2 separate regions of the Homo sapiens genome follow, and region 2 is linked to region 1. The links are chromatin loops, found by intact Hi-C in ENCODE. Cell type or tissue: endothelial cell of umbilical vein. All regions are shown on one strand.

Region 1 (5,000 bases):
TGGAGAAACTGGAACTCTTGTGCATTATTGATAGAAAAGTAAAATGGTGCAACTGCTATGGAAAACAGTGGTTCCTCAAAAAACTAAAAATAAAATTACCATATGATCCAGCAATTCCACTTCTGGGTATATACCCAAAAGAATTGAAAGCAGGATCTTGAAGAAATATCTGGACACCCATGTTAGTAGCAGCATTATTCACAATAGCCAGCATTATTCACAATAGCCAAAAGGAGGAAGCAACACACATGTCTATCAATGGATGAGTAGATAAACAACCTATGGTATTTAGTATAATGGACTATTATTCAACCTTCAAAAGGAAGAAAATTCTGACACATGGTACACCATGGGTGATCCTGAGGACATGATGCCAAGGGAAAAAAAGCCAATCACAAAAAATACAAACACTGAATTATTCTTCTTATATGAGGTACCTAGAGTAGTCAAATTCATAGAGACAGAAAGTAGAATGGTGATTGCCAGGGACTGGGCGGAGGGGGAGGTGGCAATGGGCAGTTGTTTAATGGGTATAAGGTTTCACTTTTGCAGAATTACAGGAGTACTGGAGATTGTTTGCACAATGTGAATGTAGTTGACACTACTAAACTGTGCATTTAAAAATAGTTAAGATTGTAAATTTTATGTCATGTATATTTTAACACAATTAAAAAAATGAACAGAGCCTATAAAACAATATTTATGGATAAAATTATTGAGAAACCAGTAAAAAAAATTTACTGAAACACATTAAAGAAGACCTAAATAACTGGAGTGAATTCCATATTCATGGACTGATTATACCTTAATTGTAACCTATCGTAACCTAATATTGTAAAAATGGCAATTTTTCCCAAATTAACTTGTAGACTTAATGTAATCCCAATAAAAATTGAAACACTTTTTATGGAAATTGAAAAATGAATACTAACATTTATATGGAAATACAGAGTTAAGAAGAGCAAAGACACTCTTGAAAGGAGAATGTAGGTGATAAGACTTGCTCTACTGGTTATCAAGATTCATTAAACGGGCCAGGCGTGGTGACTCACGCTTGCAATCCTAGTACTTTGGAAGGCTGAGGCAGGAGGATTGCTTGAGCCCAGGAGTTTTAAACAGGCGTGGGCAACAAAGAGAGACCCTGTCTCTAAAAAAAGTTTTTAAAAATTAGCCAGACATGGTGGCATGCACCTGTGGTCCCAGCTACGTGGGAGGTTGAGGCCGGAGGACTGCTTAAGCCCAGGAGGTTGAGCCATATTTGTGCCATTGCACTCCAGCTTGGGCAAAAGAGTGAGACCCTGTTATCTCAAAAAAAAAAAAAAAAAAAAAAAAGAAGATTCATTGATTCATTAAAAGGTTGTAATAACTAAAAAAGTATGGTGTTAATGTAAGACAAATAAACATACCAATGGAAGAAATTAAAGGTACCAGGAAAAGATTCATACATACATGGGTGGCTTGACATGTGACACAAAGATCTTTGCAGAAGAGTGGGAGAAAGTTTTTTTTTCAATAAATGATGCTGAATCAATTATCTAAATGGAAAATGGAAAATAAAATTGACCCCTACTTCATACCATACACAAAATCATTTTCAAGTTAATTATAAACCTAATTGTAAAAAGCAAAATATTAAAGATGATGGAATATAATATAAAAACATTTTCAAGATATTGGGATAGGGAGAGATTTTAGAAATATGACACTAAAACTCTAATCTCAAAGGGAAAGAAAAAATGATAAATTCAGCTTATTAAAAATTGGGATTTTTATTTATCAAAAGACATGCAAATGTGGAATTCCAGGATGTTAGCTGTGCAACAAATGAAAAAGTAGTCTCAATTTGAGCAGTAGCACTGAGAATAACTCCAGTAATTTTTCAGAAGGAGAATTATTGGAGAATTCAGACTTGTTTAACAATATTGAGAGGACCATACAGCTTCAGTAGAGATTTTAAGCATTAATTTTGATAAGTACCTAGAAAACTAAGCAAAAAAATAAAGCAAGGTTATGATTTTTCAGGAGCAAAAACACAGAAGGATGTTTCCAGACAAGGAAAAATAATTATACAATACAATCTACCTGGTTCATTTGTGAAAAAATTTGCAAAATCATACTATGATGAAGACATATCATTACATTGTATTGCAACTGTATGTTAGAGGAAGAGGATGAACTAAATTCCCGTTTTCTGAGGTAGTATTATAGTATTCTTTGCCTTCTTCTCCACAAGAGGGCGCAAGGTGAATGAACCTTTCCTTTTGTGGCCTGGTCTTCATACTCTGCCGTTGGCATTTCAATCTAATCCACAAGTATTTTCAAAGCAATGGCTCTTTTCAACTTGAAAAGTGGAAAAGTGGTCTGTAATGGTCTGTAACCACCTTTCAGACCCTAAGCCTGGGTCTAGGAGAGCATTTCCGATTGAGCTTGTCTGCTATGCAATGCACTGGCGTAATGGAAATCATGCCAGACCAGGGGTCATCTAGCATGGACTGTCCTGCTGAGGCTGTCCCCTCCTGGCCAGGGCATCTGAGGCAAGTGAGTTGGCCTCTTGGAGTCTCAGTTTCCTCATCTGTAACATAAAGGCAATTAGAGTAATCACCTCATAGGATTGTCCTGGGAAATAAATGAGGTAGAGTTCCCTAAGTGTCTAAGAAATATTTTATATGTAAATTTTTACATATAAAATTACATATATTTTATATGTAAAAAAAGTAACTATTATTATTTTTACTATTAATTCCTTATCTGTGAAACTCTAGAGGGATTGCCAAGGGGGGACTGAGTGACCTCCAAGAGTCTCCTCCAAGATCTTTTTTCTGAGTTTGTCAATGACTTACCATGCATGCTGGTCATTTTCTATAATCTATCTGTAAAGCTTCAGAAAAGAAGAGGAGACCTCTGAAGAGGAGGGACACGCTGTTCCCAGGAATCTGCTCCAGCAGATTTTCTGTCCTGCTGGGCCCTGTACCCGCCCTCCATGCCTGCTGTGTGCTGTGGGGCTGGAAGTATGTGGCCAACACATCCCACAGTTTTGGTCCTGGTCTCAGCTTGGTCCTGCCAGCAGTGGAGAACAGAGGCGGCTTTGGTTTAGTGCTGTCCATGCTGGCCACAGCAGCAGCCTCTGGCTCCCGGGGCAACGGGTAGCTGGTGTAGGCTTGGGGCCAGCCGGGTCGGTAATGACTTCTTCATCTCTAGTTAACCCTCCTCTATTTTCCCCCTCTGGCACCCCTCCAGCCACACCCACCAGCCATTGCAATACCTTGGTAAATAGTTCTTTGCCCTGAATCCTTCTCTGCTTGAAAGAACAAGTGGTTTCTGTTCTCAGACTGCACCTTGATTGATGGGTGCAGGGGCTTCACCATCTGGAAAGCTCTCCCCAGGCAAGTGGGGTGCACAGCCCAGCCAAACCACAGTCATCATCACCACCTCTTCTCACATGCAGGTTTCTAGACATTAATATGAGCCAGGGGGCACCATACGGGTGTTATTTGTATACACCTGGTGTATACAAATATATTCATTTCTATTGTGGTGTAAAATCCCATACAGCCTGCAATGGGGCAGCCTTTCTGGGCCTGAGGAGTGGGTCGAACCTTTGCTAATGTTAAATTATCAGGTTGTGTATTCCCCTTTAGGATGAGTGTTTCCTTGCTTTCTGCTGCCTTCCTGCTTTAGAAGCACAGCAGCCATGAAGCACTAAACTTCATCGCGCACACAACCAGGCACTGCAGGATTTTGAAAGGGTGCTGAAGGATAGATACGGGCTGATTCCCAAGTCATGCTCGAGACTCCCTTATGAAGGAGGCTGCCAAAGACTGGTTTTGTGACCCTAGCTGGCCTCCTATCTTTGACCTAGAAAGAGGTTTCAAAGGCTGAGAAAAGGCTAGTGGTGAGAAGGTTTTTGAGAGGGTTGCTGGGAGGGGCCTGCATGATACCTTGAGGGGCAAAGGGAACGTGGGAGTGTTTCCCAAGGACCTGATTTGGGCGGCTCCACTGAGAAAGCTGGCTGGGGTCATTTGATATCCCACCCAAGAGAGCTGCCTGAAGAGCAAAACTCCGCAGCACAGTAAGTCTGAGGCTCCTTCATCATATAAAGGCTCAGGAAGGTGTCTTGAGTGACCAGCTGGAAAGAGAGCCCCAGAGACTAAGGAGTCTCTGAAAAAAACCTACGAAGTTCCTTACAGGGAGGAAAGAACTTGCTTCAGAGAGGGCTGATTCCAGATCATCACAAAGTTCCAAGTTATGTGAGAATCCTGCTGCCCCACCCTCCTTAGCTCCACCCTGGGTGTGGCCAAAACCCACAGCAAAGGGTGGAGCTGAAGAAACAAAAGAGCTTGGAGAAGAAAAGAGAGAAATGTATCAGGACGCGTCTCCCTGCAGGTGGCTGGTCTGCAGTGGGTGCCTGCCATGCAGAGGAGGGAAAAGGGAAGAACTAACCCCACTGTAGGGGAAATGAATGATGCTTTCTCATCACTTTCCATGAAGCCCCTTTGCTCCACATAAAGGCCAGGCTGGCAACGCATGCTGAGGTTTAGAGTTCATGGGGTGGCTAGGAGGGGTGGCAATGGCTTTGGGCTTTATTGTGGTTCAAGATCCTGAGCCCAAGAGGGTTCCAGCACCACCCCTAGGAGTGAGGGACTTTGCTTCTACCTTTCTCCAGGAACAGTGGGTCTCTGCAGAGCTTGAGGTGGGTGGGAGAGAGGATTTGAGAAAGGGGAGGGTGGAAGTAGACCATTTAGGGGAGGAGTGTGAACTTGTCCAAGGATTGTGGTGAGCCTGCAGGGTAGGGCTGCTGCTCATCTGACATTTCGGAAGGGTCTTCCTGGCTGTGACGTTGCTGTCCCTCAGCACCTGCTCCTCAGGTCTGATGGGGTTGATGGTTCTGGTTAACCAGTGCTGACGTTTCGCCCCAGTGAAGACAAAGTATGCAAAGTAGGTAAGGTCATTGGAAAGCAAGTGGGGCTAGCCCAATGAGGAAGAAAGTGAGACGTTGGCCC
Region 2 (5,000 bases), 180 kb before region 1:
CTTCCTCAATTCTTCCCAAGCACTCTAAACTCTACCTACTTTTGTTGTTCTAGAATACTCTTGATGTCTCTGTCTTACCCTAGATGGATTCTAGAGGCCCAGTCCATGTGTCTTTTATTTACAGTTGACCCTTAAACAAAAAACAATTTTTGAACTCTGTGGGCCTGCTTATATGTGGATTTCTTCAACCTTTGCCATCCCTGAGACAGCAAGACCAACCCCTCCACTTCCTCCTACTCCTCGGCCTACTCAACATGAAGATGAGAAGGTTGAAGACCTTTATGATGATCCACTTCCACTTAATGGATAGTAAATATATTTCTCTTCCTTATGATTTTCTTAATAACATTTTCTTTTCTCTAGCTTACTTTATTATAAGAATACAGTATATAATCATATAACATACAAAATATATGTTAATCAACTGTTTATGTTATGGGCAAGGCTTGCAGCCAACAGTAGGCTATCAGTAGTTAAGTTTGGGGGGAGTCGACTGTGGGCTGGGGCACTGTGGTTCATGCCTGTAATCCCAGCACTTTGGGACGCTGACACCAAGGCATGAGGAGCACTTGAGGCCAGACATCAAGACCAGCCTGAGCAACTTAGCAAGACTCCCCCATCACTCTCCCCACAAAAAATGTATATGTATATGTCAGTCTGGCCTGGTGGTACACACCTATAATCCCAATTACTCAGAAGCTGAGGCAGGGGGGTCATTTGAGCCCAGGAGTTCAAGCCTGCAGTGAGCTATGGTATGCCACTGCACTCCAGCCTGGACAACAGAGTGAGATTCTGTCTCAAAAAAAAAAAAAAAAATTATATGCTTTTTTTTTTTTTTTTGAGACAGGTTCTCTCTCTGTCACCCAGGCTGGAGTGTGGTGGCGTGATCTCAGCTCATTGCAGCCTCAACCTCTGAGGCTCAGGTGATTCTCCTACCTCAGCCTCCCAAGTAGCTGGTACTCAGGTGTGTGCCACCACGCCTGGCTAATTTTTTATATTTTTAGTAGAGATGGGGTTTTGTTATGTTGCCCAGGCTGGTCCTGAGCTCCTGGACTCAAGCAATACCCCCACTTCAGCCTCCCAGAGTGCTGGGATTACAGGTGTGAGCCACTGTGTCTGGCCGATATGCAGATTTTTTACCTATATGTAGGTGTATGAGTTCCCCTAACCCCCAAGTTGTTCAAGGGTCAACTGGTACTGTGGTATTCACAGAACCTAGTACAGTGCCTGGCTCATTGATGCTCAATAAACATTTTTTGAATTTAATTAAGTATTTAAAAATTAAGACATAGTAATATTTTGTATATTAATGACATTTTAAATACCCAACATTTTCATTTAGGCCAAAGTTATTTAGTTTTCACATACACCATCACTTAATAAGTGATGCTGAATTTATAAGACTAAATAAGTTTACGAGAAATTCAGCCTTAGGAGATTCACTGTAAAATTCTAGTAAACAAATTCTTCAGGGCTAATTTTCTTTCTCTGTTCATATAACTCAAAAGTAGCTATAATAAAATTTGGTTTTTTTTGTTTGTTTTTTGTTTTTGTTTGGATGGAGTTTCGCTCTTGTTGCCCAAGCTGGAGTGCAATGGTGCAACCTCGGCTCACTGCAACCTCCATCTCCCAGGTTCAAGCAATTCTCCTGCCTCAGCCTCCCGAGTAGCTGGGATTACAGGTGCTCGCCACCACGCCCGGCTAATTTTTTGTATTTTTGGTAGAAACGGGGTATCACTATCTTAGCTAGGCTGGTCTCGAACTCCTGACCTCAGGTGATCCGCCGGCCTCGGCCTACCAAAGTGCTGGGATTACAGGAGTGAGCCACTGCACTCGGCCATAAAATTTATTCTTTTACAGCATCTTTATATTCAAGTATTTTGTAGAAAGTATTCAAGATTATTTGGTTCCTTAGGATGTTATATAATTTTTATTTATAATTAAAATATTTGATAAAGCCTTTAGACATTTAAAATCCAAATTTCTATGTCCAGAAATTATGTGTTACTGGGAATGAGAAATTACACTGCAGGCTCCGCTAGGATCCTTCTGAACGTGCCCTGCTTTAAATGGCCAACAGGGGGCAGCATGTTCTAGGGCAATGTCTCGAATCCTGCAACAGTCTTTGTGACGAAAAACAGTCGCCGAACTGCCACCAGAACTCTTGGACTGTGGAATGCAGGGTAAACAAAAATCTATTTACTGGCTCCAGTCAAACTACTTCTAAAGCAGTAGAGGTCATCTTATGGTTTCAATCATTTTACAATTAGTTTCAATACCACCACTAATTATCACCTGCTTGTTAATGCATAATAATAGGTGAATATAACACAAAATAGCAAGTTTCCTGTCAAGCCAGAGAGGAGAGAAGAAAGAGCTAAAAGAATCTTGGGAACATGAAATATTGAAAAATGCTTAAGTAATCTGGAACACTTATTACCTGCACACTTAATGATTTTTCAGTCTAATAAACATGATTAATATGTGATTTTTTACTGTTTATAATACTAACGCCTTATATATATTATTAACATAGATACTAATAATAGTAATGCACTCAAATAACTATAAGAACTAGTGAGGATTTTTAGGCTAATGTATTCATTCTTTGTACAAGTAAATTCTGTAAAAACAGAAAAATTTATCCTATGAAATAGATTGACATTCAATATCATATATTTTACTATAACTGTAGGATGTTACTAGTATGGGGTCCTTTTATAGACTAATATACAGTAGTAAAAATTATGGTAAAATCGTAGGCAAGTTAGATTAGAAAGATAATTACTTTTTTATTTTGTTCAATTTGGTTAGATTTGTTCTTTAGCAAAAGGCATTCATTTGTGTATATTCTTAATTTTACTCTGCTATGTTGTCATGCTTACCCACACAAACTGTTAATTAATAGTACCCTTGATTTTGAAGCTTGAAGAGATCCTGACATTCCCTCTATTTAAAGAGTCTTTGAGTCCCTACTTTTGATGCAGTTTCCTAGGATACTGAGAAATCAGTTGCTATTTAAACATTGGCTAGACTTGTCTAACTTCAAATAATTTACTTGAGACTTGTTTAAAATTATATTAGCCACTAAGCTTAGAAATGTGTCAAGTAGGAGTCAGGTTATGACCTCATACTTCAAATGAGACTTGAAGACTTGGTTGGCTCTCATAATCTCAGCTAGTCCTCACTGATGGCTCTATGGCAGTGCAGCACTGAAGAAGTACAATCAGGAAACATCACTCTAGCTCTATTATACAGTTCACTTAGTTGATGAGTATTGAACCAATTATTAAATTTTTCTGTACCTCAATTGTATGTAAACAGTGTAGACATTTTTTAAATGTTTGTCAAAGTGATTATGACCATCATATTACTTTGGTTTTCTAAGAAATCAAAAAGGAGATTTACAAATAAAGAACTAAATGGTAATGAAAAGTTCCTTTTAAGGGTAATTTCTAAATATGAGTAATTTTAATTTTAAAAAGAAATTAACAGTGTGCTCAAAGTGCTTTGCCAGGTCCTGAGAAGACTAACATAAATAAGTTAAGAGGAGCAGTGGCTCACGCCTATAATCCCAGCACTCTGGGAGGCAGACATGGGTGGATCCCTTGAGCTTGGTATTGGATCCCAGGAGTTCAATACCAGCCTGGGCAACACGGCAAACCCCATTTCTACCAAATACACACACACACACACACACACACACACACACACACACGCGCGCGCGCGCGCGCACTTATTAGCTGGGTGTGGTGTCTCACGCCTGTAGTCCCAGCTACTCTGGAGGCTGAGGTGGGAGGATTGCTTGAGTTGGTGAGGCAGAGATTGCAGTAAGCAGAGATCAGGCCACTGCACATAGCCTGGGCAACAGAGTGAGACCCTGTCTCAAATAAATAAGTCAAGAGGAGCATATCATAGCAGAGCCCTTCCTAGGGAGCTGAGGAAGGTTTCACAAGGAAAATAACATAATGTGGCCTGAAGGATGCTGAAAATTTCAACCAAAAGCAAAAAGATTATTAAAAATAATAGGCCCGGTGCAGTGGCTCACGCCTGTAATCCCAGCACTTTGGGAGGCCGAGGTGGGCGGATCATGAGGTCAGGAGATCGAGACAATCCTGGCTAACACGGTGAAACCCCGTCTCCACTGAAAAATACAAAAAAATTAGCCGGGCGTGGTGGCAGGTGCCTGTAGTTCCAGCTACTCGGGATGCTGAGCCAGAAGAACGGCGTGAACCCGGGAGGCGGAGCTTGCAGTGAGCAGAGATCGCTCCACTGCACTCCAGCATGGACGACAGAGCTAGACTCCGTCTCAAAATAATAATAATAATATTCGGAGCAAATTCAAGGAAGTTGGACAGAATAGGATAACAGAAATGGCATATCACCTTTAGTGCCTGAGTATGTGGGGTGTACATGAGTATGGGTCAGAAGAAGGAAGATGTTGGATGGTATGTCAAGGGTATGTACCTTATATTCAGTGGACATGGCAAAGCAGCAAATATTTATAAAATAGCATGATTACATAATCAAATTCATATTAAGACTCTGGCAGCAATCTGAAAGATGCATTGGAATAAGAGGAGAGATAGGAGACAAGGACTGAAAAGCTATTACAAGAAAGACAGCGAAGACCGGAATTGAAACAGCAGTAAGAAAAAGAAGATAAATTTGAGTTATTTCAAATGATGCTTTAATAGGACCACAGTTAAAGAATGGCCAATTTTTCTGGTCCCTTACACTGGCCCTAAAATTTCTACTTAGTCTTGACAGTGTGAGGCAAAAAGGAAAGTTAAGAAAGTAAGATAATTATTCTATTTTAATAATTCATAATAATAACATGATTAATAATAAAATTTAAGATAGAGGAAGGTAGTCGAATTGGATTTGGCTGTGTGAATGTCGAGGCATTGGTGAATTGTCCAGAACAGACGCTCACACAAATTGGATATTAAGATTTAGGGCTTGGTAGACAAGTCAGGGTTGGAAGTAGAAATTTGGGG

Evidence for each region. A loop is a pair of places that touch in the nucleus more often than their neighbours do. Peaks named below come from ENCODE experiments on the same cell type or tissue, not always from the same donor. Only the 100,000 strongest peaks of a DNase experiment are listed, where the experiment ranks them.
Region 2: a loop joins it to region 1, with 10 times the contacts of the local background. A loop is called at or near these places in 11 of 110 quality-filtered maps.

The regions. Positions count from the first base shown.
Region 1 is chr18:35,405,833-35,410,832 of GRCh38, forward strand. It overlaps LOC105372063 (a long non-coding RNA gene), which reads right to left and starts at 3,242. Exons shown (of 3, transcript XR_935376.3): 1 at 2,841-3,242. In endothelial cell of umbilical vein, a CTCF peak has its summit at 2,230 (motif pointing right); a DNase peak (open chromatin) is centred at 2,259; H3K27ac peaks cover 298 bases.
Region 2 is chr18:35,229,076-35,234,075 of GRCh38, forward strand. No RefSeq gene overlaps it. Among named protein-coding and RNA genes, the nearest start is that of ZNF397, 9.5 kb to the right of the region's middle. In endothelial cell of umbilical vein, a CTCF peak has its summit at 2,082 (motif pointing right); a DNase peak (open chromatin) is centred at 2,116.